Linked DNA regions of Homo sapiens: all the other regions are linked to region 2. The links are chromatin contacts, found by Hi-C or POLR2A ChIA-PET in ENCODE. All regions are on one chromosome and are shown on one strand. The core of a region is the stretch at or near the end of the contact, and the rest is flanking DNA. Distances in the headings are between cores, read along the strand shown. Region 1 overlaps TCF4 (transcription factor 4). Region 2 overlaps LINC03069 (long intergenic non-protein coding RNA 3069). Region 3 overlaps TCF4 (transcription factor 4).

Region 1 (4,054 bases), core at 1,285-3,784, 740 kb before region 2:
CCATAATACAATGGTATTAATAAAAAATGTAGTCATATTTGTGTAGATTTTCAAATGACACTTAGATTAATAAAAATGTATACTTAAACTAAAAAGATCAAAAGCCTAAAAAAAGGCTTGGAGCAGAACTACATACATATTTTTTGTTGTGTACTATAAATTTGACTGTATAAACTTCCAATTAAAAATGACATTCACACCATCATTTTTGATAGAATTTTGCACAGTAGGAATACTCATTAATGCAGGGTAATACAGTGTGATAAGCAGCTTAGACATCAAAATAGTAAAAAGGAAAAAAAAAAGCCAGTTGGTCTACTTTTTATATGAGTAAGATAAAACTTAAAAAATTAAATACCTGAAGAAATTTGAGAAAACATTTATTGGCATTTTAAAATTATGTCAAATCAAGAGCATCTATTCTCTTGTCAGTTTCTACTTCAGAGATCTCAATTCTAATAAAAAAAATCACATTTCCATCCTATGTTTGATCATGATACATTAAATGCATTTCAATATTCAAAATGAATTTAAATATAATTTTAATACTTTTACTTATTCTACAATTACCCTCCTAAATAGAGAGTATGTCTGTGTATACATTTTTTTTTACTACTATATGAAGTATCTGAAATATTTCAATTTTTTTCAGCATTGGTAAAAGAAAGGCAAAAGCCCATCAGCTACTAACCATGTGCACGTGGGTCATTTTATGATCTTTAACTAGAAAATACAAAATGATCATATAATTATCTATTGTATGTTAAAATAAATGGCAAATGAGGTTTGTCCATATACTAGGAGAGAAATAAATAAAAGGCAATCGAGTAATTTCAGAGTATTATCAAACAATTTTGCTTTCTTTAGGGGGCAAGAAAAAGAAAGAAGCTACCATTTGAAGGCCAGCAATGAAAGGGTTAACAGACATATGCTGTATAATTAGGAGATGCATTAATGATTATGAATAGTAAATGATTTGGTGCAAAGAAAAAAATTTTAGTCAAAGGGACATGTACCTATCTTACATGTTTATTAGTAACTGTATATAACTAGAAAATTCTGCTATTAAGAATCTTGCATTATTGGTGTAAATACTTCCAAGGGTACATCAAATTGTAATCTTTCATACGACATCCATCAAACCAGGCTGGAGATTTTGACAAACATTAAACACAGTAAGGAGGCAATTATGTATGCATGATTTAATCTGCAACTAATTAATATGCAAATTTATTCATATGTTAGTTACTAAATTAAAAATGCAAAGAAGCCCTTATGGTGATTCTCGAAATTTTGCACAAACAGAACATTTAAAATGTAAGAAAAATGAAGTTTTTTAGAAAACTATAACACACTTTTAGTGTCCCCAGAACCTGTTGCATTAAGAAGACTCAAAAATATGTGTTTAAATACTAGATAATAATTTAAAAGGTGTGCTAATTTTACGTGAGAATGTGGGAACAGAAAGGTTAATCAGAATTCTCTCGAACTCTTAAGAGATACACTCTAATTACCAGACAAATGGTATTCTATTTCTAAGCTTCCTTCCCTGCTTTTGGGTTGTCAGAAGTTGGTCATCTTACTGATATCTTATATAAATGGTTAGGAGTTTTGAGGGGAATAAATAGTATTTGAAAGCAACCAGATATAATGAAAATTTAGGGTAACTCTGAGACCATTTGGTGTTCACTAAACATACAATTCGCTCAAGATGGCAACTCGCTCTTTTTGCCTTTGGGGAACAGCTCTTTGCAAACAGAGAAATGGGAGGAAAATCTTGAGAGAGGCTAGAAATTCTACCAAACTCTCTTCCAAATGAATCTTCAAAGAAAATAATGTGGCTAACCAAAAAGCAACAACCTCCCAAAAAAGCAGAAGGTAATTTTATCTGAATTCAATCTGGCTATTTTAGTCCTACATTTTCCAGACAGTCCAAAATTGATTTGAATCCTGTATGTGAGATGAGGGGTGCGGAGTGGTGATAATTTAAAAATATCTTTGGGTGTCTGTATACAAGGGAGTATCCCTTCAAGTGCACTATATATTATTCTTTGGTATTATTGCCTTATGCCAGAACCTGATTCCCCTAAGACTGCCTAGTGATCAGCAGTGAGATTTTGTATGGATCACCTCTCATCTGTTTACCTTTTTCATCCGACGTCCGATGGCCATGTACATACACACAAAGCTCCTGGAGCTGGCTCTTGGAACAGCTGTACTGGCCTCAAGAAATCAACACAAGTCAACTGTATGAGGAAGCACAATAACAGCATCTACGGCTCTTCCTAGGGCACTGAACTCTCACCCATGTTAAAAAAAAAAATCACCATCAGTCTCGCTGCTGCCAAGTGACACACAAAAAGGAAGTTAACCATTGGCTGTGACTTGCATTCACAGTCTGACTCTGATTTCCCTGCTTCCCTTAGCCCATTCTGATGCCAAGCGGACTACAGCTTGCCCATTTCATTTCGACCACGGCAGCCAAAAAAAGCACTGCCCCACCGTGCGACGACAAGCAGTCTGTTTTGATATTAGTACCTCAGTATGTGATAGAAGAGAGTCAGATGTCCTCAAACTATGTGCCCTCCCCCGAGGGACTCTCTCCTGGCCCTCCTTGGCCAGAGAGATGGCAAGCGTGCCACAAATCCTTAGCTTTGAAAGCACAGGGGACGGAGAGGCACTATCCGCAGGCTCAGACAGAAATGGCCATGAGTGCCTCTTCTTCCGGGGAGAGGATTCAGGCCCTCCAATTCCACACTCTAGTCTAACTGGAAATATTAACTCAGATTCTATTCACTCCCTGCCAGCATACAAAACACAAACTGAATTACATAAGAAAAAGAGTCATTTTCTTATATAATTAAATTGTAGTAAATGCTAGTAAGTAAACATCAGGTTTCCTTCTTTTTCTTTCATGAAAGACAGAGGAATATATGGGGTTCCCGAAAATTGATTTTTTCATTGATTCTTAGGGAGGAAGATGAGAGTGAAGTATTCTCCCCCCCACAACAAATTCTGATTTATTTGCTAAATGTACGGAATCTGACTGTAACCTGGTTTAACCTCTGAATGTGCCTTGTAATGTTCTAGTTCTCTCCAGCACTAATAGATCATGCTTTTTATAATTCCAACGAGGCATCGTCAGGTGAGGACTGCAATTGCTGGGCATTTCAAAAGTCTGAGAGTACCCTGGGCATCTTTAATTTTTACAGGTGACTCAATTTTTGTTGTGACCAGAACTGAACATAAAGCTTTTAAAAGCTTAAATGTACACATTTATGCATTCATTACACAGTGTTAAATCTAATTTGTTCTTTTTACTGTCACAGGAAGCACATGTTTAAAGCAATCTGTTTCCTCATGTGAATGCTTTCCTGTCTGTTTAAAAAAAATTGCGACACACTTTACCCTGAGTAACCAAGAGGTGATCATAAATATCCCTAAATAGCATTAAACAGATATGAAAGACATTAACACTTTCAGAATGCCAAAGTAGTATTAAAAAAAAATTCTAACAGATGCTCCTAGGTCAAAAAGTGAAATGTGTGTTTCCTGAAAAAACACTCTCATCAGAATCATAAATGAACTGTGAGTGGAGAAGTGAGGTGTTGCTGAACAAACCAGGATCCTTTTGGTGAGGAACACGGCAATCCACTGCCAACGTGTACTTGCCATAAAAAGCCAAATCGAAATGGAAGTTTGATGAAAACCAATATCCTTTGTAATCCACAAGGTGGCAATGACTACAAATGAGGGGTGGCTAAATCGGATCTATCGGCTTTCCAGAGAAAAATTATCTCTGTGAACTGAAGCATCAGTCCCTGTTCAGGGTGTACACGGAAGAAGTTCAGGGCTCATCAGCCAACAGGGACTTTTCCCGAGGAATCTAACTCAGTGCCTGGTTTTTCTGCAAATTAAAATTGGCTGGGAAAAGACATTCATTGTGGAATGTGGAGACCACGCTTCCGCTCACACCTCCCCCCTCCCTACTTTCAGCAGATGTTTTTTTCTTTAAATGCAAGAAGAGTTAACTAAATCAGCCTTTATATATAAA
Region 2 (3,987 bases), core at 72-2,571:
TACAATGCAGACATTTTTGGAAGGCAATTGACCATGTATAAAAAACATCTGTATTTTTCAAGCAAGATAGTGGAGTGTTAAATTTTCTGTTGAGGTCAGCTCTCCAGCAGTGTATTTGATGATTTCATTGACATCCTGCTGCAGTTTCTTTTAAGGACTGGTAATTTGAAGTTTTTGGTTTCTCTTTTTAAATTTTCATCACTTCTGTTAGAGACAAAAATATGGGTTCCCCTTACAAGTGATTGTTTAAAAATGTGAAAGTCAAACAAACAATTAGTGTCCTACCAGATTGTCAATACTAATGGTTATGAGAATTGGAATGGTGACCCCAGGACAAGCAGTCTTTTTGGAAACATTTGCAGTGATGGCCTGGAAAATGTGAGGTTAAGAGAATATGAGAGGTAATCTTCTATGGCAGGAGAGCCTGCTTGGAATCTTCCTAAAAAAATAAGCAAAATCAAAGGCCAATCCTGTAAAATTTCCAAAACCCTTCACTGGAGTGGAATATTGCAATCATGAAGAAAGTCGCAGTAGAGAAAAAAAACAAACAAACATAAAGCATCAAATCTTATCCAACTTTTTGACAGCTAATCACAGCCATGTTAAATGTTACTGGGACTAAGAGCTTGAATGGTGTCATTAATGTTTTGGCCTATGAAATGTTGGCAGATAATTTATGTATTTCATGTGTAATGAAGCAAACCATCATACCACCCTACCTAAGGACGTTCTTCTATGAAATCACCTAAGAATTAGATGCAGACGACGCCAAGGCTTTCTGGATACTGGCAGAATCAAGTTTTTTTCTATGCAATGTCTGTCCTCCCAGTCTTGCCCCACAGTAAACACTTCAGCCTCACTTAGGTATAAGCCAGTCAGGGTTAATCCAACTATCCCAAGGAGGGCACAGTAAAAAAATGCCTCATTTGCCAACTTCTGCCCTCATTTGGTTTATTTTGAGCACTTCATTAAAAATAAAATGTATTATCACCTCTTCATTTATCTTCCCTATCCAGAAGGTTTGGCTGAAAGATTGATCTGATTCCAGATACTAAGGAAGTATCACTTTGCAGCCAATCACTCTGGGTTTTCTGGTATCCTAACCCAATGCTTTTAATAGAGATGTGTTTTCCAATGCAGACTCTCCAAATGCTATTTCCTACCAGTGTGCAGAGAGAGGCAATGCTGACAATATTTCTACTCATCTTTTAAGTTACTGGAAGGTGATTCTATAGCATATGGCTGTTAAGTTTAACAAAAGTAGGGGGAGGAGGAGAAAGGCCTGGCCATGAACATTCAGGAAGCTGGACCAGCGCCACCTGAAGGAGCCAGGAGGCCAGGAGGCCGGATGTGCACAGATCCCTGGGAGGAAAAAGAAGCCAGAACAGCTTAAATGGTCAAAGAATCAAATGTAAAGTGAGCTGCAAGGGTCAGATCTGGATGGAAGCCCAAATTCTGAGTCTCCGCATCCGTCCGGGGATAAACTTGGCTCCCAATCAGGGCTGACAATTAGGCCGTACAGTTAATATTTTTACAGCTGTTTTATTAATAACACATACAGTGCATCCAGCCAGGATTTGTTGGAGACACCTCAGGAAAACGAATGATGTAAATAACAGATGGATGTAGAATATCCCTACAAACAGGCATAAAGATATTCCCTTCTTGTTTAAAAAGAATTTAAATAGACAGATTGTAGATAAACAGGCAGACAGAAAGGGGGAGAGAGAGGATTTATGATATTTGAGGTGGTGGTTGCATGCGTTCACATGGCGAAAGACATGGACGTAAACATATACACTCTCTACATGGGAGGAGATGCTCAAAGCTTTGGCTTCTGGAAAAAAAAAATGTTTCATAGTGCAAGGGCTGAGCACCACAGCCTGGGGGCCCACAGAAGCAGGTATGCTGATGTGGCTCCTCAAATAGCTCCTCTGATACGTGGTTCAAGTCCGGAGACAACTTGCATGGCTTGTCCAGGCATGCCTGAGCCCAGCCTTGACCCCCAGGCTGTCCTGGGGCATCCTTTCCTCTTTCTCCTTGTCAATATGCCATTTGAAGACCCAGTGCACTCTTTTCAATTTTGCATCAGAACTAGGAGCAGTGGTATTTCAATCTGAAAAGAGAAATTAAAAATTCAGGATCTTCATGTCTTTTGTTTTCACTCCTACTATTTTTTTTTTTTGTACTGCTTTTTCATGTGCCTGCTGCACTGTGCTCCTACCATACTTTGCAACCAGATGGCTCAGGAACGAAGAACAAAGGCCACTAAAAAGTGGGCGGGGAGAAAAGGAGAAAGAAGCAGAGGACTGAAAGTCAAGGCGAAATCAGAGATGGGAGCAAAGCTCAATTGCTTTAATCACTGATACATTTTGGTTGAATTATGAACCTAGAACAGACACTCTTCCCAGTGATCCTGTATGTGTGCTGTGTGTGCATTGTGGTGTGTGTGCCTGTACCACACGCAGCCACATCTCCAGTCTTTTATTTCACTGGTAGGCATTAAAGCCAGAATGTATTCTTTGATGTATCTCTGTGTTCCCTGACATGTGTCAAAAGTGGCATGAGATGTCTTTTTCCAGAGAGAGAATGGTTGAGCTCAGATCTGGGCACTGAGAATGAGCCCATCTGCCTGGGAAGAAAGTGTGGTTGATTCAGAAGGGCTCAGGAGTTGTATGACCTGCCATTTCACAGTGGGTGACCTCGGTCGAGTCACATCCCTTCTCTCCTTAGTTTCCTCCTCCAGAAATATCTACCCCAAGGGATGCTGGGAGTGTTAAATAGAATAACATGTTATAAACTGGGAAGCACTGTATGAAAAGATTGTGATTATTCTGGAGTATTGCAACTTCTTGCAAAATTTTACAAGTGGCTAAGAGTTGTCTTCGATGCTTTTCTGTGACCCTCCCGACTGTATTTCATGCTTTACTTAGACCCCCAACCAAGCTTGTCTCTCCAGATCATGCTGTACACTGTGAATCTTACCCATGGTTCCCAATTGAACTTACTGTTTGTGTATCATTGGAATTTTATTCAATTATAGAATGACCTAATTGTCATTTAGGCGATTAATTATTTTGCTCGTGAACCATAGAAAGGTTTAATTTTTAATCAGGAATTTCTGCAGTCCCAAAGCCTTCAAGCAAAAGGAATGACTATCTAATGGTGAAATTTCACATAGATCAATGGGACTCAATAACTTTAGAAAGAAAATATTTGTTTTACTTCTAGTCAAGAATACACACAGAAGCCTATTCTGACTCCTGATAAAGTTAAGCCAGCATCCATGCATTAAAGGGGGTATGAGCTAAGAAAGAAGAAAGACTTCATGTGGGGTTCATGAGCGCTTCTGCTGAAACCTTACTTGTACCTTTACATCCTCCAATTGAGCTGAAATTTTCTTCTCACTGCAGTGTGCATAGCTACACTCTTCTTTTCAGCCTCAGACAGTGTGGGGATACTTGTGAAAATGACACTGCTTGATATTTTCATTTTAAATGAAGCCACGTGTACAGATTATGCCTTCTCTGATACTCGTGAGGACTCTGGAAGACACTGAGGGAAATTTGATTTACAGATGAGTAAAATGAAATGCAAAGAGATAAAACGACCCCCTTATCTCCCCGGGCTAGGCAGGCTTTTGAAATGCACAATGCACCTTCCCCTAGTCAAGAGGAAGAGAAATGATTGGTCATCCTCCTTCACATGGAAATTCAGGCAAAAGACCTGCGCCCATCTGTACCAGAGGCCCAGTTACTAACTGATGCTCACAATCTCACGTGTTTGGCAGCAAATCATAAGAAAAATTAAAGACTTGGGAGTCAGCCTGTAAGTTTCAAATCTTGGCTCTCCTGCTAACTCTATGTTCTGAACCTCTCCAAGATTGCTTAATTTCCTCAGTCTTTGTAAAACAGCATCATGATTACCTAACACATAGGGTTGTTGGGAGTGTTCAATGAGATGATGCATGGAAAGCAATTGACACGG
Region 3 (3,713 bases), core at 776-3,275, 570 kb before region 2:
AATAGCCCATCTCCATATAAATGTCTAATTTTGCAACACTTTAGGTGCCACAATGACTGTGTGAATGAGTCAGAATATGCATTACCAAATAGTGAAAGAGTGTAGTTTTCCTAACCAATATCTATTTTTGAAAAAAAAATTTTAAAAGCACATTGCTTCTTATAATTTTTCCATAAATATCTAACTACTCTCAAAGCTACCATTTAGACTACAAATGCATCCTTCAGTTTGTTAAAGAAAATTTCCATCACTTGCAACTATAAATTTGGAAAACGCAATAACCTTTAATGGCATACAGGATATGATTTTGCTTTCTCATATTTAAAAAAAAGCTGCTTATTCCTGAAGTAATTTTTCAGAACATATATAATTTGTTTTATAATTTTAAAGCTGATCCCCAATGTTTGATAATTCTCTATCTCTTCTTTCTCTGTGTTACAATCCCAAAATCTTTTAGTTCTCTTTGAAAATACATATGCATTAAAGTTTGAGGCCAGACAGCCAGCATATACTGGTAGTCTCTGTTAAGGCTAATTGAGTTATCATAAACATGCAAATCCCTTTGTATAGAGAAGCCTGGCTTTTCTTTGCCATCTAAGATGAAACTATAATCTATAAAGATAAGCAAAATCTATGTTCTTGATTTGCTTTGCATGTAAATTCTTTCACATAGATAAGCTCTTGACATGTATTCCTCTTCTGAAAGATCAAAGATCATTCTTCAAAAGCCAGGTTTCTCTCCTATCTTCCATCTCTTCTCAGATTTCTACTGTATCTTTTCCCCATGGCTAATGTTCTCTGAAGAGAACCAAATTAATGAACACTGACATTCTTCATACCTATTTTAATGGCATCCTGTGGTGACAATGCAATAACAGGACTATTGTGGCATCGAGCAACATGGTCTCCAAGTTTACTTCCTGACAGTGACTCAATCACTGAGCATGTGTTTGAAATATTATGCATTCATGCATGCACATGCACATCCATGAGCATACACACACATCTATCCATGCACACACACACACACACACACACACACACACACACACACACCCCAATCATACCTACCACCATGCTGGTCAGTACCCACAGCCAAGGAAAAGTAAAGGCCTAAAAACTAATCTAGAAGATGTAAACGTGGTAACAGTTAATTCAAATAAATCATTAAATATAAAAATTTAAAGAAATACACAGCTGCTGATTATCTCAATTCTTAAACTTTGTTCTTACAGGTTCATCACAATTAAAGCCTCTTCCAAGGTGAACTCTGCTCAGGGCAGCCGCAGCATTTGATTTTTTTTGGACAGAAGCTTTTGGTAAGTAAAAAGCAACCAATAAACTGAGGAAAAACATATGATTTAATAAAAGGAGCACACGTAAAAATATATGGATGCACAAAGCAATTGATGTATATTATTTACTCTTTTTTTACAATATTTATAGAATAGTACAATTTTTATATAATGCATACATCATCTGATTATGAATAATACATGTGTAATATATGGTTTATTACTATTAAAATTATTACCATATAATGGTAATTGAATTTGTGCCAGGCATAATGCTAAGCAATTAATAAACATGCTCATTTGATCCTGCCCCACTCTATAAAGACCTATAATATTACTTTCTTAAGGATGAAAATAACTTCAGCAAGATTAGGAAATTTGCCTAATTTCAGAGGAAAACACATAAACGTAAAGCCATAAGACAGTTACCTGTTCTTGTTCAGCCCTGTATCCCAACACTTAATGTAAAGATGGAGAAACAAAGTTAAAAGACCTAAGAAAGTCAGGCAAGTAGATGAGAGAGAAAAAAGTCAGAGAATCCAAGGTAGGAAAACAACCCAGAGTATAAAACTCACGGAAAAAAATGGCCTCACCAAGTTAAGTATGGTCACACTCATTTGTTCATTCATCAGGCATGTACTGAGTGTTGACTATGTTCTGGTCACTGAACTACGTGCAGACACATGGCTGGGGTGCAAGTTCTGAAGACATGATCCTGACCACTCCAAAAACTACAGTTCCGTCAGGAAGACTAAGCATCTCAGCAGCTGTGATTGCTGGCATATGCCCCAGCATACAAGAGGACAAGCTGGAGGGACAATCAGATCAGTCTTCTGTGTTAAGAAAAACTCCCATGAAGAGGTAGACATGAGCTGAGTTTTGAAAGAGAGTAGGAGGTATAGAAGAAGGCTGTGTTCCAAAGTCCAACGCTTCAAAGAGGTAAAGCAGTAGAAAGGTCAAAGCCAATCACACATGCTACTGATGACGTTTTGAGGTGGAATCTTCAGAGAGTGTTGTGGAAAGAAGCCAGATCATGGCACATTATATACAGAATGTCGTGTGAGAAAACTTGGCTTGAAAAGGACAGAACAAAATGAAGAGAAAAGTTAGTCTCAAAATTTGGAGGGGGGTGGGCGTATTTAAATTCATCTTTAAATTTAAAAATCCATCTTTAATTTTAAGATAGGAGAAATGAGCATATTAAAATGCTGAAGAGTCAGGAGAGAAGAGGAGGTTGGTGATTCCGGAGAAAGACTCCTGGTGAACATGCCCTTAGATGTAAGAGGATGAAGGTAACAGCTATTGAGACTAGCAAATATAGACTTGATTAAAAAGTCAGATTGGGTTTAAAAGAAGTTTCCAGAAAATGGTGGTGGTGGTGTGTATGTGATAAAAGACAAATTCCAAAGGTGTGTGTAACAGCGATCATTCAGTGATGACTTACGGAGACAGGGCTGTAGATGGAAAAGATGACTGGACGTGAGTTTGGAAGTCTTGTTTGTTTATTTTCTAACTGTTACCTTGAACAAGTCATTTAACCTCAACCTCAGTATCCCTGACTCTTAAACAGGGATGACAGTTCACTTAACTTTTTCTATGACATATCTGAAAGCACAGAAATTGGTTCATGGAAAATGCTCACTAAATCTTAGTTTGGTCTTATCTAAATCTAAAATAATATACTGTCTGGTTTTTTGGGTTTTTTTTTAAAGGTTTATAAGCAAAATGAAGGGAAAGCTACAGCTTCCCATTAGGTGAACCCAACCAGAAGACTGAGAGAACGAGAGAAAGGCAGTCTGATTATGCAACTGTAGAAGGTTAGCCTCTTGAGACACAGAGCAGGATGGAGAGTGATCCGGAGGCCTGGATGGAGAAAAACTAAGTAGGAAACACGATGGTGAGCATTAGAAGAGGAAATGACTGTAATCTTCAAGAGTGTGGTCAGGGAAGGCTTTCTGATATGACATTTGAGTGAAGAGAGAGATGAAGGACCCAACTATGGAGAACCTGAGTCAAGTGTTCCTAACAGAAAGGATAACAAATGTGAAGACCCTGAGGTGGGAGCTTGCATGGTGCATTTGCAGAACACTAAGAAAGAGTGTGGCTGGTGTAGAGTGGGAGAGAAAGCAAATGATATCACAGAGGTACCAGGGAAGCCACATACCATTTTAAGGTCTTTGGCTTTAACTAAATAAGGTGTAAGGTCAATGAAGTGTTCTGAGAAGAGGAGGAATAACATCTGAATTATGTTTTAAAGATCACTGCTCCATTAAAAAACAGACTAAGGTCAAGGGCTAAAGCAGGCAGTCCAGTTAGCAGACTATTACCAGAGTGCTACAAAGTCCTAGCAACAGAGGTTAGGAAAAGTGGTTGAATTCTTAAAAGTCAGAACCTTGTGGGAAACGGTTATAATAAGAG

What was found. A loop is a pair of places that touch in the nucleus more often than their neighbours do. ChIA-PET counts read pairs that join two places held with the same protein, here RNA polymerase II (POLR2A). Pooled maps may share reads with other maps.
Region 1: a pooled map shows a loop between it and region 2 (10-fold over the local background). The contact joins two enhancer-like sites. A Hi-C loop is called at or near these places in 1 of 168 maps with a recorded cell type or tissue (endothelial cell of umbilical vein) and 2 of 50 pooled maps. POLR2A ChIA-PET finds 5 or more read pairs at or near these places in 1 of 52 experiments (A673).
Region 3: a loop to region 2 is called in a pooled map of heart right ventricle, with 3 times the contacts of the local background. The contact joins two enhancer-like sites. A Hi-C loop is called at or near these places in 1 of 168 maps with a recorded cell type or tissue (endothelial cell of umbilical vein) and 3 of 50 pooled maps.

Annotation. Positions count from the first base shown.
Region 1 is chr18:55,335,702-55,339,755 of GRCh38, forward strand. The region is part of intron 8 of TCF4 (transcription factor 4); the gene reads right to left. Among named protein-coding and RNA genes, the nearest start is that of TCF4-AS1, 110 kb to the right of the region's middle. Within about 2 kb of position 2,535, at least 16 of the 41 ENCODE cell types and tissues checked have a DNase peak (open chromatin) inside an H3K27ac peak, as active enhancers do; they include endothelial cell of umbilical vein, where a contact is called at or near this core.
Region 2 is chr18:56,081,835-56,085,821 of GRCh38, forward strand. The region is part of intron 3 of LINC03069 (long intergenic non-protein coding RNA 3069); the gene reads right to left. All of the region lies in intron 2 of LINC01905 (long intergenic non-protein coding RNA 1905), which reads left to right. It overlaps LINC01539 (long intergenic non-protein coding RNA 1539), which reads right to left. Exons shown (of 9, transcript NR_040026.1): 8 at 3,371-3,555; 9 at 1,522-2,116. Among named protein-coding and RNA genes, the nearest start is that of LINC01905, 42 kb to the left of the region's middle. Within about 2 kb of position 1,322, at least 7 of the 41 ENCODE cell types and tissues checked have a DNase peak (open chromatin) inside an H3K27ac peak, as active enhancers do; they include endothelial cell of umbilical vein, where a contact is called at or near this core.
Region 3 is chr18:55,513,391-55,517,103 of GRCh38, forward strand. The region is part of intron 3 of TCF4 (transcription factor 4); the gene reads right to left. Among named protein-coding and RNA genes, the nearest start is that of MIR4529, 36 kb to the left of the region's middle. Within about 2 kb of position 2,026, at least 3 of the 41 ENCODE cell types and tissues checked have a DNase peak (open chromatin) inside an H3K27ac peak, as active enhancers do; they include endothelial cell of umbilical vein, where a contact is called at or near this core.